2 separate regions of the Homo sapiens genome follow, and region 2 is linked to region 1. The links are chromatin loops, found by intact Hi-C in ENCODE. Cell type or tissue: HepG2. All regions are shown on one strand. Each heading gives the region's core, and the rest is flanking DNA. Links, peaks and the distances in the headings are about the cores only.

Evidence for each region. Hi-C counts contacts between places; a loop is a spot of excess contacts. Peaks named below come from ENCODE experiments on the same cell type or tissue, not always from the same donor. Only the 100,000 strongest peaks of a DNase experiment are listed, where the experiment ranks them.
Region 2: a loop joins it to region 1, with 2.1 times the contacts of the local background. A loop is called at or near these places in 1 of 110 quality-filtered maps.

What each region holds. Positions count from the first base shown.
Region 1 is chr6:54,131,497-54,139,067 of GRCh38, reverse strand. It overlaps MLIP (muscular LMNA interacting protein), which reads right to left. Exons shown (of 14, transcript NM_001281747.2): 4 at 782-2,353. Among named protein-coding and RNA genes, the nearest start is that of MLIP, 24 kb to the right of the region's middle. In HepG2, for the core only: no CTCF peak of the experiment used is centred there; a DNase peak (open chromatin) is centred at 2,887; H3K4me3 peaks cover 298 bases.
Region 2 is chr6:54,200,508-54,208,078 of GRCh38, reverse strand. MLIP (muscular LMNA interacting protein) reads right to left here. Exons shown (of 14, transcript NM_001281747.2): 11 at 5,846-5,974. Among named protein-coding and RNA genes, the nearest start is that of MLIP, 93 kb to the right of the region's middle. In HepG2, for the core only: no CTCF peak of the experiment used is centred there; DNase peaks (open chromatin) are centred at 2,678 and 3,068.

The DNA of each region.
Region 1 (7,571 bases), core at 914-5,913:
TGTTTTGTGACATCATTTACAAGATAATGAGGGTCACTTTATCCCTTCAACGTGACATTCATCATCTGAAAAGTGACAGTGAAACATACTCTCCATGGTATTTCAAAGCTCTAAAACTACATTATTTCAATGTGCTGAGCTGAAAATCACCACCCCTTCTTATGCAGGCACTTTAACTGTTTTGTTTTATTGATATAACAGCTATCAAATTCTGGGTATGGGTGATCCACAATCTGAATTACTTGAGAATAGTTGGGAAGCCAGCATGCCTTAGTGTAGAGTTGCTTTCTGCTACGAGAACGTGCTTGGCTATGTCACAGGCCTAGATCTAAGATAATATTCCATTTTATATTAATCCTGTCTACTATTCCATCAGTACAGGATATTTGGATGGATGCTAGGGTCCCTGTTAATAAACAATCAGAAACATATCATAGTCCTGAATCTCTACTACTTGCTTTTAATTCTGTCATTAGGGCCAATGATATAACTCATATTATGTCTGAGGAAAAATAATACCCTTGGAGTCATAGATATAAGAAGTTAGGAAGAGAAAGAGGATTTTCAAAATCAAAGGATTTGACTGAAACACATAATTCTATACAGATTATAATTCATTTACACATTCAAATATACCAAGTCCTGGTACCGTCTTGCACTTTTTCTTCCTCCTTGTAGGAGTACAATTAATACTATAATTATTGATTTCTGCCTTGGGGAAAAAAAAAAGATTCTTCCCTGTTTCAAAATAAGCATGCACCATGCAACATGCAAAAAATACCTTTGATTTCTTATTTTCTGGGCCTGTTGACATGGACAATGCACAAGGTGAAATCAGCTCCTCTGTCCTTGTTAGAGATATGGGAAGTGATGGGGTTGAAACAGGTGACCTGTGGTTGGGGGTGGTGCTTTCAGATTTCCCAAGTCTTGAAGGCAAGGTACCACTGCCGCAATGTGGGTGCAGAGCTGAGGGACTGAGCTGGGGCACCAGGGTGGGCAGATTGGCATGAGGGAGAGAGGAGGACCTCAAGTTGGGAAGAGAGGCAAAGTCAGCACTGGAGACAGGGAGTGAAGGAAGAGCTGAAGGATTCAGCTCCTGGCCAGATAGTTGGGATGATGCTCTTTTAGATCTGTTTATCAGGCTTGAAAGAGCTGGGGAAGGATGGAAACATTTCTCTGAAGAAGAGAACGTAGCTCTTTGATTAATAGGAGGAGATAGAGAAGATAATGCAGAGGAGGCTAATGTAGAAGGGTACGTGTGAATGTTTCTGGGGTTTTCTGGACCCCTGAGGTCACCATCCTGTTTACTCTTCAAAGAGGAAAGAGAAGAGCTTGGTGGAACAGGAGGAAGACCCACAGAACTGGATGTACTGGTTTGTAGCAGGGAGAGCATGGTATTGCTCTTCAAAGTAGGTGATGGTGTTCTCTCTACATTCATGGAAGCAAGGCTGCTACTAGCCTGTTTTGTAGGAGAGAGGGAGGGCGCCTGAGAAAGCGGAGTAGACTTGGTGAAAACAGGCAGGTGAAAAGATTGCTGGGTCAATTCAGAAACCTGGAGTTCCCCTTGATCTGGTGACCCGGCTCTCAGGGAACAACTTGAGAGAGATTTTTTAGGCGTGGGTGGGGTCTGCTTTTCTTTTTGGTCAAGTGTGAGCGTGGAAGAGGCCGGGGAGTTGAGAGAGAAGGTGGGACAGGATGCAGGGGAAAAGGGTCTTTGGTGGGAAGGGTTTGACTTGAGAATGGCAGTGAGAAGGGCAAGCCGGGAAGGCACCGGGGATTTTACCCCTGACTTTGAAAGATTTCCACTAGATGACATTTGGCTGCAGATGGTGGAAGAAGAGCCGTGGAAAGAGGAGGTAAATGGTTTGGGGCTCGGAGAGAGTGAATGCGTGACAATGCGGACTGGTATGTACGAGGCCGAATTCGACTTCAGAGAAGCACTGGAGGACGGTGGAGAAGAAGAGGTTCTCGGACTTTCTCCGTGACTAAGGACATGCGAGGTTAAAGTTGTCTTCTTGAGAACTTCAGAGGTCAGTCCAGGCTTTGGATCTGCTGCAGTTGAACTGGGTAAATTAGAACCTGATAGTTGAGTGGAATGGGGAAACAGTAACGTCGAGGAGGTGCCCTTCGATGCAGAAAAGGGTGTAGAGTGAGCGGTAGTTTGAAAATACGTAGCTGATTCTTCCACCACGGCCCCACCGACATCCAGCCTCCTAGTGTGGAACTCCTCTAGGACAGAGGCTCCCTCGAGGTTAACTGGGTCGGGTGGTGTGTTCGGATTAGTTGGAGAAACAAAGGAGAAAGCAGGTGGTTTACAGGCAAGCTGCTCAGAGGTAGTGGGAGAAGAAGTTAACTAGAGGAAAGAGAAATAGACAGATTGAAATAGGACATTATTTGTGAAACGATCAAAATATTCTTGTCACTTGTGCGATTATACAAACAATTTACACAAAAGGAGGCATCTTAAACCTCCACAAAAATGAAGGAAATTCTATTTTGCTAATGAGGCCTTGCTCTGAATTCGAAATAAGATACAAATAAGCTGTGAAGCATTACATCCTATACCTCATTTATCCCACAGAATGAAATCAATGTAAAATTGTATTGCATAGTTGGAAGATAATTCGTTGACAGCATCTAAAATAGTTATCTTAATTTTGAATTGTGTGATTTGGAAAGATTTAAATCACCATCAGTATAAATTGCAAATTTCACTTTGGAAAATTATTTTCTTCTATTGTAAGAATATAAAGGATGATATTATAATAACGACTACAAGTCTTAAAAAAACTTTAACACACTTCAAGTGTTTAAAATTCTGAGAGTTTCTACTACTTAACTCCTACATGCTGTGAACTTGGAAAAGTGCCTGGAATTCAAATGATGAAACACCCAATGTCAACACAGAATGATAAATTGAGAGAGTGAAAGCAAAGTCCAAATTAAACAGGAAGTTTTAGCTTATTTTTCCTAATTATTTGCCAGAATGAACATTTAACATGAACATATAATGAACATTTAACAAATGATTTGGGTCATGCTGGAAGAAATAGGCTCTCTTTTGTGTCAAAAGAAGCCCGAACACTTTACAAATACAATCCACCTGAAACAAGGAAACCCACCAATCCAAATAAAGAGGAAATAAAGAAACCAAATAAAGAGGAAATAAAGAACAATTCATCATTTTACAAGAGAAGCTAGGGAGAGCCTGTGAAACAACTGGATGTAGGTAGTCTTGTGCCATTTTAAAAATCATCTAGTACTTTAAGATAAGCACTGAAGTTATAAATACTTTGAACACCTTTTAAACAGAACTTTCCCTTAAAAGTCATTGATTTGATTATGTCAATATATAAAAGAAATAATAAACATGCATGTCTAATAAAGAATTTAGGGAATATCAATCATTCAAAATATCAATAAATATTAAGATTTACATATAGATATTCATTAAGCACATAGCAGGAAAATGTATATAAACATAACAATCAAACTTAGCAAAACTTTACAAATAAAGTAAAAGATATTTCTTGATTTTGCTTATAACATTTTAAGATTTCCATCAGACCTAATGCAGAGGTTTTCATGTCATATAGTTTTAATCTCTAAAAATATTTAAAACTGGCAAATTCAAACACTCATCCCAAACTTCCAAGTTTCTAAGTAAACATACCCAAAATATTCTTTTCTTTTATATGTGAATTTGTATCTTTGCAACACGGAAGAATTCTTGCTACATAAATAACACCTGAATATATTGGCGTAACCCAGAATATGGGAAAATCAGAGATAATTAAAAGTCAAGCAGAATTGAATCAAATGGAAGAAGAAAGCTTAGCAATTCACTCGTATAAGTTTTATTTAGAAACAACTCTGCTTAGCCAATGTTTATGTAACTGATGCATTTGGTTAGAGATATATTTAAATCCAAACACTACTAGCTGGGCAGCTGAATGTTTCTGTCACTACAAGCATGACAATGTCTTATTTGGAGTTATGCAATCATTTTAGTTAAATACATAATTAATGTTTAAGAAATTGTTCTTTTAGGGTAAATAGTGTATCCAGGGAATTTTTTTTTTTACCACAAAGAAAAGTCTTCTCTAATTGTTTCCTATGATTGATCTCTCCTAATGAAAAGAATATAGAAACATTTCTAGACTGTGTAGTGTGTCTTTGCATGTTGTACTATGCCTGGAATAGCTGTTTGGTAAAGAATTCTGTAAATTAATAACAGCAGTCACAAAACTCTCATTACCTTTTCAGTTCTGCTGTTTCCAAATAACTTTAATGTATATGACAAACTCAGTTATTTACCCTGATTGATTATTCACCAAATTATCACTATGCTAAGACCATAGAGCTGTAACTGTTAGGGTCTCATTCAGAGGAAAAGACTAACCTCTCCAATTTCCTCAAAACTATGGCTTCTAATGACCAAACATTCTACTACATTAATTAATATTTTACCTAATATAAATATCTCAGAATTTTATTATACTTTTTAATATATTTAAAACATTGATTTTTAAGGAACTTCTAAGAGAAAGGCTCTGAAAAGTCTAAAGATGTTTACCATGTTTATATTAATCTGCACATAATTTTTATTATATTTTCTTAATATATTAATAAGTATATGCAACATATTCCTTTCTAACTTGCAAATATGCCACGATGTATCCTAATTTGTACCAATATAAAAATGTGACACCATATTTTATAAAATTCTCAGGGGTGAAGGATTCTTTTTTTATAAAAAGATTGATTTTCCTGAGTTTCTCTAATTAATAAATTTTTAAAAAGAGGAAGTAAAGGCATGAAAATATGTATGCAGAAAGAATACATGGGCACCTGTCAAATTCTCAGTCAGTAGCTCAGAATCAGTCCTTCATTTTACCTCTTCCTGTAAATCCCTTATTAGTGATCCCAAACTTCCCTATTGGCATCTATTTAACACAAATTATTTCCATCTCTTCTTCCTCTACCATTCATAACCCTCTATGTTGTTCTCAAGGTTTGTTACTGATGCTCTAACTCCTTCTCCCTCAAGGCTGTTCTAGGTTTTCTTTACCATTTATTTCTTACCTCATCTTTATTGATTCCTTTGCTTCAAACACCTCTCTAGAGCTACCAATGACCATGTTTTCCAATACCCAGAACTATGCTGGTTCCCTGAGCCCCCCTTGCCATACACTCTCTCTAAAGTCATTTTCAAAACTCTCTTCTCCTAGAAAGGCTATCTGGAACTCTGGAAAACATTCACAATAATCTCAGTAACAGAAGATGAAATGTGCTCCTATCATTAGGTAAGTAGATGATCCTAATCATAAATTCACCCTCAGATCCTATGTAATAGAGACCATCAATTATTTTAACAACCAATCTCTATTGTAGAACTGCCTTGTATTTTTACTGCCTGTAAATCTAAAATAAACTGCTCCTGTATATATATTCAATTTTCCCTGATGTTTCTATGAGATTTCAAAGCATTTGAATAAAAACTGAAGTGACTGATCTGCTACCTAGTATCTTGAATACTTTCTGAGATTCTGACAGCACCAGATGTGGATCGTATATAGTTGTGCTCTTCCTCCTGAATCTGTACAGCTACATGAGGCAGAAACCCCAGATTCTCCCTTGTCGTCACATACCAATCATTGCATAATGGCAGCTCGGCCTCCTAAACTTAGCTATTATTGATTTGTCCTCTTCTCTCTGATGAATGCTTGTAATGCTACAGGGAAGATTCTCAGCCTTTCTTACCTGAACACATTAAATAATCTTTTCTGGTGTTCTTACTTGTAGTTGCAGCCTATTTAACCTATCACCAGATTGAACTTTTAAAATCTGATCACCTATGCTCAAGACCTCATCACTGGTTTCTTTGTGTCTACCATGAACTACAGATACTTCCTTCATGACGAAGCCCCTCTCTTGCTATCCAGTCTCACACCCCTCATCCCCTATTTTTTAAGTTTCAGTAATACTTTGTTCAATCTCAACCTTCTTGCCAGCATTGCCAACATTCTAGCTATTGTGGTTTCTTGCCAATCCTCTCTTGCCAATCAACTTAGCAAACCTTCATTCTTAAACCAATCCCAGCAACTGCCATTATGTTTCTAGACCTAGTCTACCAAAAGTTGCTATAAGAAAAAGAAAATTGATACCACTTTTTAATAGGACCACAGCACCTATTTTGCAAACCATCCTGTACAAGGGCGCAAGCTGAGTGGGGCTGGTTTCCCCTGCACTGAATTCCCCTGCAGAAGGGGAGGTTTTCTCAATTCACATATGGGCTGGCTGAGTCACTGTAGACTGGTGAAAGCACAAGTTCAATGTCTATAGTCTCAGCTGGGTCCTGCACCTCTCGATTTTTTGGTTGGTTGATTTGTGTTTTCTTTTTTGTTGTTGTTGTTTGGACCTTGGCTTCCTCTACTGTTCTGATGAACAGCTTTTCCAAAAACTTTACATTCTCCACAAACCCTTAACCTACTATTTCTCCCATTATGCTCAACAGATGGCCTAGATTTCTTTACTCCAAGGAAAATTGAGATTACCAGGAAAGTGAATTTTGGTAGTATCATCTTCATTCCCTTTCCCTCATTCTAAGGAAAGATGAATGAAAAAAACTTTCGCTTTGTAAAAGGTGAATTCTCCTTGTGTACTCTGAATCACAGCAGCTCTTGCCCTCTTAGAAATCTCATTTCATCAGTTATTCCCCATAACCTATGTACTTATCCTTTTTAATTTTTTCCTAGCTCCCTGATCCTAACATAGATATAAAACAGAAATTCTCTCAATCTTTTAAAAACATGATAATAAATATCATTGTGGTGAATAGTGAAAGTACCCACAATTCTCTGTTCTTTCCCATTCATTCCATCATAAACGCAGTCTTTTGTTCCACCTTTTAATCTGGATAGCCAAATGACTTGTTTTGGCCCATACAACATTATCAGATGCAATACAAGAAGCAGTATCTTGAAAAACATTTGTGCATTGAGGCTTACTGGCTTGTTACGTGCAGAACATTGCCATAATATGAATGAGCTCAGGCTAGTTTACTGGAAGATACAAGACCACGTCTCAGCACACAACTACTCAGCCACCAGACAGCTAACCAGCCACCAGCTAACCCAACAGCCAATCACTGACATGGGTAGGTCACAGTAAAGATTAACTGAATCCAGCCCATATCTGCAGAACCACCTAGCTGAAAACAGCCCAAATTATTGACCAAAAAATTTTTGAGCTAAATAAAATATTGTGTTTTAAAACACTAAATGCTGGCATGGTTTGTTAAGCAACAAAAGCTAACTGACAAAAACGAATATATACATACATATCCCAAGCTCTTTCTTGATCCTATATTTCCCATAATTACAGGCCTATGTTGTTTTCTTCTCAGTCAAGTCTGTACAATATAATCACTGCACTGAGTTTCTTATTTCTTGTAGTCTGCACACCCTAAAATGACTACCCAAAGAGTCCCAGCCTTATAGAATTCCTTCCTTTTAAGTGTGGGTGGAAACGGTTACTTGCTTCTAACTGATAGAATATGACAGAGGTGA
Region 2 (7,571 bases), core at 779-5,778, 69 kb before region 1:
TCAGCTCACTGCAAGCTCCTCCTACTGGGTTCACGCCATTCTCCCGCCTCAGCCTCCCGAGTAGCTGGGACCACAGGCACCCGCCACCACACCCTGCTGATTTTTTGTAATTTTTTTAGTAGAGACGGGGTTTCACCGTGTTAGCCAGGATGGTCTTCATCTCCTGACCTCGTGATCCGCCCACCTCGGCCTCCCAAAGTGCTGGGATTACAAAGACCTATTTTTAAACTGGAGTGTACTTTGTATGAGAGGTTCTAAATATGGCAGTGGCCAATCTCCCTTGAATAAATATACATACAAACATCATGTGTTAACAAAACATAGAACACATTTGCGTAAAACTTTCAAAAGGTCATTGTTTCCTAGTAAATTGGGATATTAACAGACACTACATATCCACCAACTATTTGTTAAGCAAATAATGCTTCAGACCATTATGATAGAGTGGCAAATAAGTCTTCTTTGGGTGTTTGCTGTTTTAAAAGCAAATAAAAATCTCTTTAAGATTTTTACTCCTACATAAGGCAGCTGAAGAGGGGCATGGAAAAGAAATTCCTGTTAACAACTGACAATTGCCAACAGAATAATCTAAAGCATAGGTTACAATTTTCCAAACTTGATGCACACATAAAATCAAGAGAAAAGAAATGTCAAAAAAGGGGGGGGGGGTGCAGAGGTGATGGAAATTCTGTGTATGAAGAAGTGAGCCTATCTAACTATATTTTGGAGGAAAAGGCAAATATTGTCTCAAAAAGACAATTTTTAAAAAAGATATATACTAAGAAACTAGTTTATCGTGCTGATGATAATTTGTCTATTATGTATAGAACATAACCTGTTTATGCTAAATTGTCTATTACATCTTTCATATAAAGGAAGGAAGCAAAGCAAAATAGAGAAAACTCATAAGGACTTCAGTCCTTAAATTAAAAAAAAAAAACATGGCAAAACTTAGAGAAGCCAAATCTCTGTTCGTAAACCTTCCCAAAGAAATGTAACACTACAAGAAATTGCAGCTTTCCTCTCGTTAAAACAATCTAGCAAACCACTAATTCATTTCTACACCTAAAAAGGTTCATTTAAACATTTACCCCAAAATATTTCTCAATAAAATGTTAGCAATTATAAAAGATGATTTTATGACAGAAGAATATGGGCCATCTTGATTGAGAAACAAATGTTGAAAAAGTGGTAGTTTGTGACAAAGCCAGAGTTTTTCAGAGAGAGTAAAAGGCAGTATTGTCAGTTTCACCTACGACAAAGGTATTTATCCTGTAATATTAACATGTGGGTGACATAAAGAAGGGAAGTTGAAGGTCACAGTTGAAATACAACTTGATGAATCATTAGATAGAAACCTGAAAGTCACTGACATAATCATCAAAGTTGAATGTCAAGCATAGTCATTTTGGTAGGGAAAAGAGGCAAGTCAGATGTCTAAAAAAAACTCAGAAGAAAAGCGGGAATGAAATACTATAACAAGGAAAAGTCTCTATAATTACCCTTTTATGTTCTCTGTGAGGTAGCACAGAGGAAATTCTCTAAATGGTCATCTTCATAGAAAATATGTTCTCTCTCCCATTTAAACAGAGTAGAAGAAAAATAAATTTTAAGAGGCATACATGCTGGAAAGTGTTATTTCTCACAAACGGAAAAAAAAAAGAAAAATATTTCTTGGAAAATCAGATGAAACAATATTCTCCCTTTAATTCTATCCAAAACCTTTTTTCACACATTTCCTTAGGGCTTTAAGAAAGTATCAATATATCTAATACTATGAGTTGCATTATTAATTTATAAAGAGAGGATTTTTACATAACACTTTATGTAAATGAGGTGAATTATTGCCCTTTTATATTAAACCAAAAATCTTCAATGAAATCCTCTTTATCTAATTACACATATTAAATGATCAGAAAACAAGCAATATATTTTGCAAATTCATAAATAGTCAGAATAAACTAAATACCATTCAGCTCTTTAGCATCTTCATTCTCATCAGCAAATTGCTTTTCTGAGCCTGTATGTCTTCTGGATGCCCATTAGTCCAATGAATTTTGCTAATTATTTTCCAGCTCTACTTTTAGTTATCAATAAAAATATGCTTTAAACACACCACCACAGTTTTTAAATCCATAGATTTATGGCAAAGTGTGAGGACATTTTGTAATAACTGAAAAGCACCACAAATTGGCACAATAATAAATTAACTGAATAACGAGTGAAGATTAATTATTAATTAATAATGAACGAAGACAATTTCAGAAAAGCATAATCTTCATTTTGAAGGTTTCGTTTTTTTAAAAAAAAATCTAATATACAATGATGCTTCCTGGCCTATGCCACTTTGATGTAAAAGTTGTTGGCTAGTAAATTTCGATGACTTGATTATGCATTTGGTTTCAAACTTGGCTGTTAGAACTCAGCAGCTGTTTCCAGGCAAATTTTCAGCTCATAATCAGGTCAAAAGGCTGCCCAGCTGCACCTTTTTGAACTACAGTAAATACATTTCTGTCAGGTCTCATTATCATCTTTAGTGTCTGACATTTTGTAACAGAATTTTGAAATCATATCTAATGGCAGTGAAGCTGCTAGGAAAAATTTATTGACTTAACAATCCCATCCAACATCTCCTGTCATGTGGAACTGTCCCCAGTACAAGGCAGATTAGTGACTGTGAGCTACTTCCATTTGGCCCAACTGTCTGGCTAAAGAATTTTCCATTACATGGGTGGATGAGATCAGCTGAGTTTGGAACCATTCAATTTATTCTGTGGCAGCAGTGTAAGAGAAGACAATAGTGACTAGAAATGAATTTGAGTACACTTTCTTCTATTGAGGTTCTGATGAAGTAGCAATGCTGAGATTATACATTTTATTATTCAAGTTATTTTTTAAGCAGACGTAAGCATCTACCCTTGAGAGCTGTTTTGGTATCTCTCCATTGTAGATTCTGGACACAATGAGATGATAGTTAAAGCTCAACATAAAAAGGCCAGTTGACAGTACATGCCGTTTCCCAGGTGTTCAGTGGTCCCAAGGTTCTATCTTATCTTTCCCTTTCATGCCAGGTCAATGAATAAGGCCAGGGGACCTTTGGAATTCACTTTTAAGTGGTATGCTAGGCTTCTTTCAATTCTGACAGTGCATTGTCTGCTATTACTTCTCATGTTCCACATTCAAATGGGGATACAAATGAGGATAAATTGGTTGAAAGAAAATATAGATAAGATTAGGTCTGTGGTAACTTAAGATTTGCAAAATAGGTCAAATTTTCAGCCAAGTATTTAGAAATAAATAGATTTATGTTGTAATGTAAAAAGAGCTTTAAACTTACTTTATAGTCAGAAAAAGCAACGAAAAGAAATGGCAATTATTTTTAATGACAAGAATTTTCTGCACTTGAAAATGGAATTTATCATTTCAGTAGACAGTACATGTCGTAAATTACAGGTAGATTAACTCAATACTCTACAAGGAGTCTTGCTTGAAGTAAAATGCATGAATTTAAAATTATACTCACACAGAAGAATAAAGTTATTATCTTCCAGCATTGGATCATATTTTGAACAATGTAGGTTCCATGGATAATATGTGAAATTTAACTGTTAGTGGTTTGATTTTCATATAACTGCTAAATTATTTTTATAAACATTTTATAATTATCCCATACTGTCTAAAACTTCATACTAAAAGCCACTAAAATATTAGTGTCATACAAGCAATAGATATTTCATAAGTGCTTTTGTTAATGATAAAAAAATGTTTTCCCCACAGGAGTTTCCATTTCTGTTATGTATGGAATTAGTGAAGGCAACCTTATATATCAACAAAATTTCCCTATTTAATTTAATTTGAGGTCTATAATTTTATTCCAGAAAATTAAAATAATTGCCTCTAATTATCATTTTTGATCATATCAATGCCTTCTAAAAAAATCAGACTTATAAATCATAGCCTTCTCAGAAAGTGTATATAAATCAATGGAAAATATTTTCATCTGAATTTTGTAAATAAAAACTAGAACTAATCATAAAAAGTATTTGTAATGAACTTTTTCAAGGTTACATAGGGATTTCAGACCCAGTTATGGTTAATCATAGATTTTAAGTAATGCAAATTTTAGTGTTTAAAGGATCCTTAAAAGGTACCTAATCTGAACACCTCATTTTGTGCATTAAGAAACTGAAGCCAGCCGGGCGCGGTGGCTCACGGCTGTAATCCCAGCACTTTGGGAGGCGGAGGCCGGCAGATCGCCTGAGGTCACGAGTTTGAGACCAGCCTGGCCGGCATGGTGAAACCCTGTCTCTACTAAAATTACAAAAATTAGCCGGGAGTGGTGGCAGGCGCCTGTAATCCCAGCTACTCAGGAAGCTGAGGCAGGAGAATCGCTTGAACCCAAGAGGCGGAGGTTGCAGTGAGCCGAGATGGCGCCATTGAGCTCCAGCCTAGACAACAGAGCGAAACTCCATCTCAAAAAAAAAAAGAAAGGAAGAAAGAAAGAAACTGAAGCCTAGAGAGATAACACCACTTGCCCATGGTCACAGAGCTAACACATCAGATAAGAGATTCTTTATGTTTTATAAATATAAATATAAATGTAATTATAATTTATATTTTCAAGAATATTGTTAGTTATTATTTTCAAACTAAAATTTTAAAAAGAGCATAACACCTTATATTCCTAAATCTATTTTATTATGGATTATAAAATATGATGATCTTACATGTCCTGACTGTATTCAGAAAGTTTTCTGAATATCTTACATTGCTTATTAATTTCATATTTCAATCTCTCAATAAAATATATAGCCCATACTCTTTGCTGCATTTTAATATGACAAAGATTTAAAATCTCTGCTATTCATTATGAAGTTTTATATTGCATAAATGTGTATTTTCATATTTTTCACAAATATAAAGCACCATTGACAATTCTCCATTATACCTCCTTCAACATATATAAGGAGAATCTAGTATAGACTTTTCAAACATAAACAAAATGAACAACAAATCCTAAATATGACTTGATCCCCGATTCTGTTACTATTACTTCCCAATCTGGGAGACTGCATCGTCTCTGTTAATATGAATCTAAACAGGACTTTTGTCAACTTCAGTATACCAAATCTAAAATATTCCATCTCTTCAAAAGGAGGCAAGATTTTATTTTATTTTTTGAGACAGGGTCTTGCTCTGTCACCCAGGCTGGAGTGCAGTGGCATGATTACTTGCTCACTGGAGCCTCAACCGCCTGGGCTTCAACAATTCTCCCACTTCAGCCTGCCAAGTAGCTGGGACCACAGGCACACGCCACCATACCCAGCTATATATTTTTTTTAATTTGTTGTAGAGATGGGGTTTTACCATGTTGCCCAGGCTTGTCTCAAACTCCTGGGGTCAAGCAATACTCCTGCCTTGGCTTCCCAAAGTGCTGGGATTATAGACATGAGCCACTGTATCCAGCTGGAAGCAGGATTTTAGAAATAAGAATGCAACACCTATATGACCCATCCAATCAGTGATTTTGTGATGTCTTTATAGAGAGCAACATCTTGGTCTCCAAAACAATACCAGCACTAGATAGACAAGTTTTAGAAAAAAAAAAAAACACATTAAAATGCTTCAAAATATTATTCTTGAATTATTTAGCAACTTCTATTTATTATGCAAGCATTTTTCATTACCAAATATATTCCAATCAAATGAACATGTTCTTACGCATACTATATTCATAGAGACATCTTTATTTTATATTTATCAAAATATATTTATATATTTATATATATTTTATATATATTTATATTTATCAAAATAGCAAACATTTTCTCTTGTATGTGCTCACCTGTTCAGAAAAGAGGTCGCTGTTATCTTCCAAGTATTTACTGAAAGGGTTGGGTTCATAGACTTCCTCCTCTTTTTTCAGTAATATTCTGGATTTTACAGGTACTGGGCGAATTACTCCAGGCTTAGTCTTCATGAATGTAAAATAAATATTTTAAAAACAGGAAAAAAACACTATTAAAATGAACAAATATGTTTATTGTTAAGTCATTCAATGCTGTTCTCACAGAAAATTATATTTTTTTAATTTTAAAATGATTTCAAAAATGCATAAAAACAGCCTGAAGTCAAATGATTTTAACTAATATAAGTTTAGTTAAAATTTAACTATAACAGCAATCAGTTCATAAAGCTCTACTATTGTAACATTCAAAATGCAAACATGTTCTACCCTTGCTGGTGCATTTGGTCAACACATATTTCATTTGCTAAGTATTTATTGAGAGTCTTCTCTGTGTCAGGCAGCATTCTGGGCATGATAGCATAGATGACTTTGGTATATCCACCAAGCCCATGACAACTTTCTTTTTCTGGAAACTGCTCACCCTCCATGCCCCAAAATCTACAAAGCTGGGCCCCCAGATGCCATGTTCATATTATGAACTGAGGTGGCTTTCTGACCTAAAAGAGTGGAGGGTGGGTGGCAAATAGATTGTCTCTCCCAATAACGTGGAACAGGGATTTAAACTGTTGTGCAGTAACTGTGGGAGACTGAAATTAAAGTATGTCATGTAGAAGCTACAGGAAAGCCTTAACATGACCTAAAAAGCAGATATGCTGAGATCAAGAAGGTTAGAGCAAAGTGCATGGAGGGGCAGCCCAGAAAGGAGAGACACCAGAGGGCTTTCCAGAATTGACTCCCCAAACATTCCAGGGGCCTACATGAATTTCCTTTCCTGACGTTCTTTCCTTTTCTTTTACACCAGATTCCCTCACACACACACCTTTTTATTTAACTCAACTTTACTTTTGTCACTTGCAATCCAAAGAATTTTAGCTAATACATCAGTCACTCGAGATTCTTAAGCTTGTACCCAGTGTCGATTTGACAAAGAGAGGCAGGAGAACTCTAGTTTGGGGTAATTTCAAAATGTGATGTTTCACAAACACCAAAATCTTGTTACCCCGTAAAATGTCACAGAAAGATTGACGTTTGCAAAAACATCCCAAACAATAATTTAATAAAAAGCTGTGATGCTCTTTCTGTTTAAGCACTTTTGCTGCAATCATTCTTCTCAACCCCATTTCCTTTTGGAAAATGGTAAATTAGCTCTTTTCAGTCAATGCTGATGCTCACAAGTTAAGCCTTAAGGGACTACATCTATCTCTCTGCTCTATAAAGCACCTGATATATTTTGAGTCTTGAATAAATGTCACTCTGCAATACTTTCTTCAACAGATATTTGGTCTTTCATGTATATGACAACTGGGAAAATACAGATTGAGACAAGTCTCTATCTTCCCCAAACTGAGAAATATCTCCCACTTAAGAAACTCTGATTTTTCTCAAGGGGAAAAATGAATAAGTAACATCCAATTGTGCATGAAGTCATGCCATAGAGTATACACATGAGAACAATATTCCTCCATTAAGTGCTGCCAAAAAAAAAAAAAAAAAAAAAAAAAACGTCCAGGCAGTTCCTGATTTCTATAGCCACCTGTAATTATGGAGATGCCTGATATCTGGGCCATGATCCTAAGTTGTCCACACCTCTGTCTCTTTTTTT